Regions from separate parts of the Homo sapiens genome. Here region 2 is linked to region 1. A link is an interaction called in ENCODE POLR2A ChIA-PET data of the cell type or tissue named here. Cell type or tissue: endothelial cell of umbilical vein. All regions are shown on one strand. Each heading gives the region's core, and the rest is flanking DNA. Links, peaks and the distances in the headings are about the cores only.

Region 1 (5,373 bases), core at 212-5,211:
TTTTTCCCTCTTAATCCACCAGTTCCACTGTGAGTAGAGCCCTTCACAATTACGGGCTTCATTCAGGGGTGTCAGTGCTAACCTTTCACAGAACAAGGCCTGGTTCCCCATCCTAATATGGCCGTTGAAATGGAAGTGTCTTGGTTACCTGGCCTAGCAAATCTCCCCAGGGCCACTGTAGCATCTGTGTCAGCTTAGTGCCTGCTTTGCAGCTCCTTTTCATTTTTGGCCAATAGAGTTTTCCCTTGATTAGGCTCTCAGCCATGAATGAAAGGACGTTTGGTATTTCCTCCAAAATTTCCTAGCATGCACTGCGGGAGGTTTTGTAGGGAACCAAACCCATCTCACTTTTGGACAGGACAGTGGCATTTGTTTTGCAATAACTGCTTCTACCCTGTGTTCAGAGTGGCAGACAGAGGACTCCGAGGGTGGACGTCACAGTGGCTGTGACCCTGGCTGTCTGGCTTTCCTCTCTGCAATGCCAGCAGATTCTATGGCTCACTTTCCACAGGTCCTGAGCCTGAGAAACCTCAGGAATGCAGGTAGAGCCATTACCCTCTGTAAGAATGACACAGCCCAGCTAGGATGGGGTCATTGCAGGGACAGCCTCCTCCCCAGGGAGCTGGGAGCACAGGTTTCAGTGCTGGAGAACTCACGGGTCAGAGTCTTTGCCTCCACTGGAACTGGAGAAGTGAGCAGGAATGCAGGCAGGAGGCTGTCAGGGTGCAGGCAGGAGGCTATTGAGGTGCAGGCTGTGGGGGGTGCAGGCAGGAGGCTGTGGGGGGGTGCAGGCAGGAAGCTGTGGGGGGGTGCAGGCAGGAGGCTGTGGGGGGGTGCAGGCAGGAAGCTGTGGGGGGGTGCAGGCAGGAAGCTGTGGGGGGGTGCAGGCAGGAGGCTGTTGGGGTGCAGGCTGTGGGGGGTGCAGGCAGGAGGCTGTCGGGAGTGCAGGCAGAAGGTTGTAGGGGTGCAGGCAGGAGGCTGTTGAGGTGCAGGCTGTCGGGGTGCAGGCTGTGGGGATGCAGGCTGTGGGGTCCTGTCTCATGGCCCAGTCAGTGACTCGTCCTCCTGGGTCTCTGGGCTTCGCGCCTGATTGATCATCGGAATCACTGCAGGCAGGGACGGGGTGTTGAAAACTCGGGTCTTTATTCAACATCCCCATTATTCTGATTTGCTGGGGCTGGGGCTAGGGCTGCGCCAGCATCTGGGCCCTGGAGGAGACCCCTTGGGGGTTTCTGCAGCACAACCCAGCACTGGGATCCCCTGCTCCTGTGGGGAGAACACGGCGGATTTTCAGTGGCCAGGAGGGAACGCAAAAGTGGATGGACTCTTGCTCTAAATTGTCATTTCGGCTCTCCCAGACTCCTGGCAGCCAAGGAGAAGGAAGAGATCCTGACTTCGTGTTGAGTGAGGCTTTGTAACTGTCCCGACATGCACACACCTCATATCATGTGCCAGGTGGGGGAATTCAGCGGCAGAGAACTCTTGCATTTCTCTCCTTAAATGCCTGTTCTTCGCAGACCTGTGAAAACTTAGAAATAGTTAAAAACAGGCCGGGCGCAGTGGCTCACACCTGTAATCCCAGCCCTTTGGGAGGCCAAGGCGGGTAGATCACTTGAGGTCTTGAATTCAAGACCAGCCCAGCCAGCATGAAAAAACCCTGTCTCTACTAAAAATTCAAAAATTAGCCAAGCTTGGTGGTGGGTGCCTGTAATCCCAGCTACTCGGGAGGCTGACGCAGGAGAATCTCTTAAACCCGGGAGGTGGAGGTTGCAGGGAGCTGAGATCGTGCCACTGCACTCCAGCCTGGGCGACAGAGCAAGACTCTGTCTAAAAAAGAAAAAAAAGAAAGAAAGAAATAGTTAAAAACAAAACGGTTCACTGTCTTATCTTCCTGTTGCAACAGAAGTCACTGGTAATCTCTGACAGTTCAGTTAAACAGACTCAATTCAGATTTTAAGACAGTCTCTCACAGTTTTAAACCACATAAGATGTCAACGAAAAGAGTCAAACTCGGTGAAAGATTCGAAGAGATTTATTCTGAACCAAATATAAGTGACCATGGCCCATGACCCAGCCCTTGTGCCCAAGGGGACCAGGGCGTAGCCTCCGTTTTATACATTTCAGGAGACCTGAGACATCAATCAGATTCATGTAAGAAATACGTTGGTTCAGCCTAGAAAGGCGGGACGACTTCAAGTGGGGGACTTCCAAGTTATAGGTAGACTTAATTTAAAATTTTTCTGATGGCAATTGGTTGAAAGAGTTATTATCGGCCAGGTGTGGTGGCTCATGCCTGTAATCCTAGCACTTTGGGAGGCTGAGGCAGGCAGATCACGTGAGGTCAGGAATTCAAGACCAGGCTGGCCAACATGGCAAAACCCTGTCTCTACTAAAAATACAAAAATTAGCTGGGTGTGGTGGTGGGCGCCTGTAATCCCAGCTACCTGGGAGGCTGAGGCGGGAGAATCACTTGAATCCGAGAGGCGGAGGCTGCAGTGAGCTGAGATTGAGCCACTGCACTCCAGCCTGGGTGACAGTGAGACTCCATCTCAAAAAAAAAAAACGAGTTATTATCAATAGAAAGGAATGTCTGGGTTATGATAAGGGGTTGTGGAGACAAAGCTTTTATCCTGCAGATGAAGCCTCCAGGTAGCAGGCTTCAGAGAGAATAGCTTGTAAATACTTCTTATCAGGCTTAAGGTCTGTGTTGATCTTAAACACTGGTTGGCTTTTCCAGAACTCACAAAGGGAGGAGGGCATCGTGAGGCATGTCCCACCCTGCTTCCTGGCATGGTCTGAACCAGTTTTTCAGGTTAGCTTTGGAGTGCCCTGGCTGAGAGGTGGGGTCCATTCTGATGGATGGGGAGCCTCAGAATTGTATTTTTGGTTTACAAAGAGGACTTCTGATTCTGGTCAAAATGGGACAAGGACCAGGTTTACCCTCTGCTCTGAAACAACTGAAAAACCTGAGGCTGGGCGTGGCTCACATCTCTAATCCTAGCACTTTGAGGGGCCAAGTTGGCACATCACTTGAGGCCAGGAGTTCAAGACCAGCCTGGCCAACACGGCAAAACCCCATCTCTACATTAGCAGAGCACGGTGGTGTGCTCCTGTAGTCCCAGCTACACGGGAGGCTGAGGCACAAGAATTGCTTGAACCCGGCAGGTGGAGGTTGCAGTGAACCGAGATTGCACCACTGCACTTCATTGGGTAAAAGAACAAGACTCTGTCAAGACTCTGTCAAGAGCCTGGGTGACAGCACGAGACTCTCTCTCTAAAAAAAAAAAAACAACCCTGAGAAAGAGAAAAATCTACAAGACGAGCTTTCGTGACACTGAGCGTCAGGCAATGAAGGAAAACGGGAATCAAGTGGGGTGAGCCCTGAGATGCCCGGCTAGCCGCGTGGAGAGTCTCCAGGCCATGGGGTAAGGAGACGGGACCAGCCTCCTCCTGAGCGGAGCACAGCCAGCTGGGAGTCCAGGCAAGCCTAGGTGGCAGGATCCACAGGGCGGAGCAGGAGGACAGAGCGCTGCACAGAGGGAGCCGGAGGTCTGCAGAAGGTTCCCACGAGTGTTCAGCCGAGAACCGATCAGTACGTGCGTAAGGGGAACCTGCCTGAGCCTGGGGAAAGAACCACCGCAAAGGATTAGAAGTCGCAGTGTCTGGTGCTCACCCAAGGCTGGGAATAGTTGCCTGTTCCCATCAGCCAGAGTGGAAGAACTCGTGCTTCACCTGGCATTGGTAAGGGTCCTCAGAGGGGTCTCAGCTCAGGAGTAGGGAAAGTTAACCCTAGGCTTGATGCTGCTTGGGTCTCATCTAATGGAGTTCTCATGCAAGACCCAAAGGGCCAATCTTTCCAAGTAACTTGGAAAAAGTAACTCGGTGCCTTGATCTGAGGGGATCGTCCGACGGAAGCTCCAAGTTTTTAAATTTTTTTCAGAGACAGGGTCTCGCTCTGTCACCCAGGCTGGAGAGCAGTGCTGCGACTGTGGCTCACTGCAGCCTCAAGCTCCAAGGCTCAAGCGATCCTCCCACCTCGGCCTCCTGAGTAGCTGGGACCACAGGCCCATGCCACTAAACTCGTGCTTTTTAAAAAGAAGGTTATATGTTGACATGATTACAAGACTTCCCAGATTTCAAAAGTGTTTCAACCAGCACTTTGGTGAAAAACGTTGGAGTCTGTGTTTCCCTCGCACTGACTTTTTGCATTGCTTGGTGTTAGCGAGCTGCCCCGCCTCCTCTGTAGTGAGAAGTGGGTCATAAATCACCCACCCGTGGCTCAGAAGAAGTACTCAGGACCTGGGTGAAGGGGCAGGGAAGGGATGGACCCGGGAGAGGGCTTGTCCCACCACTAGGGTGAGAAAGCAGCTCCGCGGAAGGGAAACTGCGCCTCTGCAACTCCCCAGAGAGCCTCCCGCAAGGCCTGGACCTGGCTGAGTCCCCGCGTGCCCTGGGGTAGGGGCTCCCATAGCCCCCAGAGCTTCCTCTACAGCCAGTTTGTGCTGCCCACAGTGGGCCGGGGCCTCTCCCCCTGGGAAGCTGAGTGTCCCACAGTCCTGGGCAGTCCTTGGGGCCACCACCTGGCAGAGGTGCTCCCTGTAGTGGTCACAGCCTTCGCTGGAGCTGCCTGAGGCTGTCCTGCCTTTCCCAGGACTTCGCTGGGACTGCTGGCCTTTGGAGGAAGCTGGGAAGCACCTGAGCACTCGGGAGAGACTGGGCTAGTCTGGAGCTGTCTCTTGGTCCCCAGGGTGAGGGATGGGAGGGCTGAAGCTTGGTGAACAGGCTCGACCTGGACACATGTCATTGAGACAGCATCTGAAAGGGGCAGGCAGAGCCGTGACAGCCGGGACTTCCAGGGCGTTGCCACCAGCTATGGGGGAGTGTGCTGGGCCGTCCCGCTCCTGGGGAAGGATTTTCCATGTTCTCGTCTTACAGGAGAGAAAAGAGCCGACGAGAGACCCAGCCAAGTCCGTCCCAGGGGCTGTGTCACTCTGCTTGGGTATCCCAGGGGTGACCCAGCTTCTGTCCCCTGCCCAGCTGGCCCCAGTTCTGCTTCCCGGGGACTCAGACCTTCCCTCCCTTCAGTGCAAAGGGGCAGGGTAGGTCCTGGGCCCGCAAGGCCAGGCCTCAGTTTCCCCTTCCTCGTGACAGATTTGGCCCCGCCGGCCCCTCAGCCCACCTGGCTTTTGTCCTTGCAGCCTGGATGCCCTATTTCCTTGGGGACCCCAACACTGTTTTTTCTTTAAGTGAATCTAGAAAAACACATGGCCACACAGCCCTTGCCAAACAATTCCAGAACAATCCTTGGATCGCTTTGGAAAAAGTAAGCATTCCCCTTCCTCTCCCACTCTTCTGAACTCCACCCACCCATGC
Region 2 (5,373 bases), core at 321-5,320, 77 kb before region 1:
TGCTTTAAATATTTGTTCTTTTAATTTTGCAATATCCAAAAACAAGTTTGTAGGGTGTCCTTCTCGATGCTTTTTTATTCTTTCCCAAATTTCGATCTTATTAAGAGCTATTAATAGTTTCCACAAATCCTTATGTTTAGCTCCTACAACGAGCCATATCATTTGAGGTTGAGGTGCCACTATACTGCCATGGTTCCAGATAATAGGAACTCTTGTCATATGTTTTATCATTTCTGCCATCTGATCATTTTGTTCAGATCAGCTGAACATAGTGTGGTTGTGGCACGCAGACTGAGAGGTGCGATTTAAGCTAAACATGCCCTTAGGGGACCAGTCCATAATGATTCCATAGGAATCTCTGCGCAGCACCTCTGCCTGTTCTGCAATGCGGTCTTCCTAAACAAGTATGTTCATTATTTCTGGCCAGGTTCTATTTTGTTTACAAATAGGTTTTTGAGGACGGTATGCCTCAATTATAGGAGCAGATTTATTATGGTAAATACCAAGATCAGAAAGCATGTGTAACTGCGTCATAGAGTGATTACGTTCAGGCATTATTGCCAGCCAAGATTGATAAATATGCCCAATAAGTATAATTGTTCTCTGTGTCAGCCCTTATTGAAGGAATACTCATGGCAATGGTGATCATCGCTATCATAGCTACCATTAAATTACTCATTGTTACTGGTTGTCCCACTTTCCTCAGGTTTTCTTCTGCCATCTGTGACAGCTTCTTGGTCTGTCCCCAGGTGGGTGGCTGTGTTCAGCAGGTGTTGCTTGTGACAGTTGGGGTCCTCCTCAGCGTCAGCCTCAACATGGCTGCAACCAGGGGGTCCTCGGGATCCTCCCAGAATCTCTTCCTCATCATCTGGCTCATGATAAGGTTTCAGGTGTCTTGATGGTATCCAAATCGGCTGTTGATTCGGTCCTGGAGAAACACAAGCACAACCTCTACCCCAAGTTATTATTTTACCTATTTTCCAACTTTTTGTTATTGGATCTCTCCACCAAACCAGTTGTTCTGCTTCTGTCTTTGCAGCTGGTTTCTGTAGATGCTGTTCAGCTGCTGATAACATCTGGCCTTTGGGCAGGCTCAAAAAATTTAAAGTTAATAATGCTAGGTTCAATTGTGTATGGGCTGTCCCATAATCCCTGTTTCTCCTCCTTTTTTGTCTTTGTCATCAGTTGTTTATCTGTATGATATAGTAACTGAGCATTTTTAGTTAACTGTGTGGAATGAACCAAGTATGAAGAATCAGAAACCACATTAATAGGCATATCGAAAGCAGTCAACACCTCAATTACAGCTACAAGCTCCGCTTTTTGAGCTGAAGTATAGGACGTCTGGAAAACTTTACTTTTTGATCCAGAATAAGAAGCTTTACCATTACTAGACCCATCTCTAAAACAATGAAAACTCTTAGCAGGCTGCAGGTTGTTTACCGTAGGAATTGTAAATGCAAACCATTCACAGCCTTGCTCAGCTAAAGGGATAGTAAAGAAACAGTATTTTAAATCTATAACTATTAAAGGCCAGTTTTTTGGAATTATAGCAGGAGAAGGCAAGCCAGGCTGCAATGCTCCCATAGGTTGTATAACTGAACTGATGGCTCTTAAGTCAGTTAACATTCCCCATTTACCTGACTTTTTATTTTTATGAAAACTGGAGAATTCCAAGAGGAAAATGTTGGAGCTATGTGCCCATTTTCTAACTGTTCAGTAACTAATTTCTCTAAAGCCTCCAGCTTCTCTTTACTTAGCGGCCATTGTTCTATCCAAATTGGCTTATCTGTTAACCGTTTTAAAGGTATAGGTTCTGGAGGCTTAACAACGGCCACCATCAAAAATGACATCCCAATCTTTGGCAGGAACTTTGTCTTTCTGCTTGAAGCGGTTTTTTCAAACCTTGCAAATTTTTTGTTCTAGTCCCATACCAGGGACATGCCCCATTTCACGCATCATATGTTGATTCTGAGGGCTATATAATTGTTCTGGAATTAGAACTTGTGCTCCCCACTGTTGTAATAAATCTCTCCCCCATATATTTACAGGTACAGAAGTTATAATTGGTTGAATAGTGCCAGGCTGTCCATTGGGCCCTTCACAGTGCAAAATATAACTACTTTGAAATACTTCGGGGGATTCACCAACTCCAACTATGTTAAATTGAGCAGGTTGAATTGGCCACGTCGACGGCCAGTGCTGTAGATAAATGATGGAAACATCCGCTCATGTATCTATCAAACCTTTAAATTTCTTTCCCTGAATAGTTATTTCACAGGTAGGATGTTTATCAGTAATTTGATTCACCCAATAAGCTGCTTTGCCTTGTTTATTTGTGCTTCCAAATCCTCCTGTTTATTTAATTTCACTTTTTCCCATTCCCACATATGGCACGATCAGGAGCCGTGCTATGCGCTCTCCTGGCTCTGGTTTCCAGGGAACAGAAGTAGATATAACAGTTTGAATTTCCCCATCGTAACCTGAATCAATGACTCCTGTATGTATTTGTCCCCTTTTAAACTTAAACTAGACCTTCCTAAAACTAATCCTATTGTCCCCGCTGGCAAGGGTCCACAGACTCCTGTTGGGACCTTTTGCGGGGGTTCCCCAGGCAGAAGCCTCACAGCTTTTGTGCAGCATAAATCTACTGCGGCACTACCGGCTGTGGCGGGGGACAGACATTGTACAGGGTTGAGGGAATGGCCTGAGCTGGAAATGCCCCGGTTTGGAATGGGGCCCGGGACAGGCCCCTCATGGTGTTTCCCAAAATCGGGTTCCTATCTTTATCAAACTTAGAGTGACACCGATTAGCCCAGTGTTTTCCTTTTTTATATTTTGGACGTATTTCAGGCTCAGCAGTTTTCTTTCTTCCCTATCTGGCAGCCTGACTCGCTGACTTTTTTCTACACTATTTTTTAGTATGACCCAACAGAACATGCTTCCCACAGTTAAAACAAGCTCCAGGAAATGGAGCATTTCCTTTCTCCACTCTCAATCCTGCCATTGCCTGTGCCAACAAAGTAGCTTTATGCAGATTACCTCTGATAGCATCACAGGCCTTGATATAATCAACTAAATGTGCTTTCCCTCTAATAGGTCGCAGAGCAGCCTGGCAATCGGGATTAGCATTGTCAAAAGCTAATAACTGCAGCACTATCTCCTGAGCAGCCGAATCTGCAGTCACCTTTTTAAGAGACTCCTGTAACCGAGCTATAAAATCAACATATGGTTCTTTGGGTCCCTGTTTTACTGCACTAAAGGAAGGGTATTGTTCTCCGCTTGAAGTGATTTTTTCCCCCAGCTCTAATGCACACTCCCCTAAGCTGTTCTATGGCATCATCCTGCCTGACCACTTGGGCATCTAAACCAGCCCAGCCGCCAACCCCCAAAAGCTGGTCTGCAGTTATATTAATTCGAGGTTGGGCCTGGGCATTGTGAGCAGCCTGAATGGAAGCTTCATCTGCCCACCAAGTTTTAAACTGTAAGAACTGAGCAGGAGTCAGACAAGCTCGAGTAAGAGCGTCCCAGTCAGTAGGAATCATCTGACTGGAAACAGCAACATTCTTTAACAGTCCCATTACAAAAGGAGAACCTGGTCCATACTGATTTATAGCTTGTTTAAAATCTTTGAGTAATTTAAAAGGAAAAGGCTCAAATGTAGCTATAATATTTCCCTGTTGATCCGGGGGTGTATTGTAACGGAACTGCCAAGCCTCTAAATCACCCTCTCATCTAGCTTGCTGAATTCCTGCCTGAATAGAACTAAGAGCGGTCGCTCGAGGCGCTGCTCAAACTGTCACTGGGGCAACTACTTTTCGCCCAGTGTCCTCTGGAAAAGAAAGATCTGGAGGGTCTTTTTCTTCAAAATAATAAGGAGGGGGTGCAGAAGGGTAGGGATGAACCTCTCCCTCCTTTGCCGCTTTAGCTTTAGCTGGCAAATAAACCTACTCTGTAAACTCTTCTGTTACTTCATTATACTCTCCTTCCTCCTCATTACCAGTGTGAAGAAGTTCCACAGTGGAACGAACCACACCCCACACCTGCCCCATTGTTACCCTGATGCTTCTGAGCTCCCCTTCTTACTCACCACGGGGACTGCTTTAAGAGTACTTGGTGTCCTCCAGCTTAGTTCCACGTTCTCCAACCATCGCTCCGGCGACCCTTTGACCTGGATTCGAGCCCCCACGAATGGACGCCACTTGCCGAGACCAGCTCGGTCAGGGACACCCTAACCCAGCAGCGCTAGAGGAATTAAAGACACACACACAGAAATATAGAGGTGTGAAGTGGGAAATCAGGGGTCTCACAGCCTTCAGAGCTGAGAGCCTCGAACAGAGATTTACCCACGTATTTATCAACAGCAAGCCAGTCATTAGCATTGTTTCTACAGATGTTAGATTAACTAAAAGTATCCCTTATGGGAAATGAAGGGATGGGCCCAAATAAAGGGATGGGTTGGGCTAGTTATCTGCAGCAGGAGCATGTCCTTAAGGCACAGATCACTCATGCTATTGCTTGTGGTTTAAGAAGGCCTTTGAGCGGTTTTCCGCCCTGGGTGGGCCAGGTGTTCCTTGCCCTCATTCCAGTAAACCCACAACCTTCCAGCGTGGGCGTCATGGCCATCATGAACCTGTCACAGTGCTGCAGAGATTTTGTTTATGGAGAGTTTTGGGGCCAGTTTATGGCCAGATTTTGGGGGGCCTGTTCCCAACAGAATGTATAGAGAAAAAGAGAGTAGGGAGAGGACCTCCTACTGAAAGCATCAGTTATCCTGGAAGGAAAAAGAGATTCCCGTCATTTTATATCATCCTTCAGTTCACCTGAGACATCAGTTCCATTCCATGATTAGACAAACATTTAACATGGCCAGGCCTGGGTCACAGGCCCCTGGGGGTGGCAGAGCCTTGTTACTTCAGGATCAGAGACATCCACGTCCCTGAGAGCCTGTTAGTAAAGGCAGCACCTCAGCCTCACCCAGGACACAGGACACTTTGAGGGAAAGGAAAGAGTCTGCCCTGGCAGGACCTTGGGTTCCCAAGAGCCACAGCGAAGGTTAGACAGGATCAGGGAGGCCTGCATGACAGAGGCATCCTCTTGCTGGAGCTGCACACAGACAGCTTGTCAGCACAGCAGCCCCTAGAATGACGGCACTGGGGATCTGGTGAATGTGGTAGGGCCCTGGATCCAGCCCTACCTGAAGCTGTCCTGGGATGTTCATCTAAACGCACCACTAAGATGCCCCACTATGTCTTCTTTCTCCAAAGACCTTTTAAAGTTGGATTGTCTAGCACAGGCAACCAAAAGATTTTACCTAAAGCACTATCTTCCTAGCAGTGGGATTACTGCATCAGACTGAGCTTGTGAGGTCAC

What was found. Peaks named below come from ENCODE experiments on the same cell type or tissue, not always from the same donor. Only the 100,000 strongest peaks of a DNase experiment are listed, where the experiment ranks them.
Region 2: POLR2A ChIA-PET joins it to region 1 with 5 read pairs; 2 of 35 experiments call an interaction of 5 or more read pairs at or near these places.

Annotation. Positions count from the first base shown.
Region 1 is chr14:103,156,280-103,161,652 of GRCh38, reverse strand. No RefSeq gene overlaps it. Among named protein-coding and RNA genes, the nearest start is that of LINC00605, 30 kb to the left of the region's middle. RefSeq lists enhancers at 4,086-4,823, 4,824-5,373. In endothelial cell of umbilical vein, for the core only: no CTCF peak of the experiment used is centred there; no DNase peak of the experiment used is centred there; H3K27me3 peaks cover 217 bases.
Region 2 is chr14:103,233,341-103,238,713 of GRCh38, reverse strand. No RefSeq gene overlaps it. Among named protein-coding and RNA genes, the nearest start is that of LINC00605, 47 kb to the right of the region's middle. In endothelial cell of umbilical vein, for the core only: no CTCF peak of the experiment used is centred there; DNase peaks (open chromatin) are centred at 2,963 and 3,653; H3K27ac peaks cover 1,053 bases.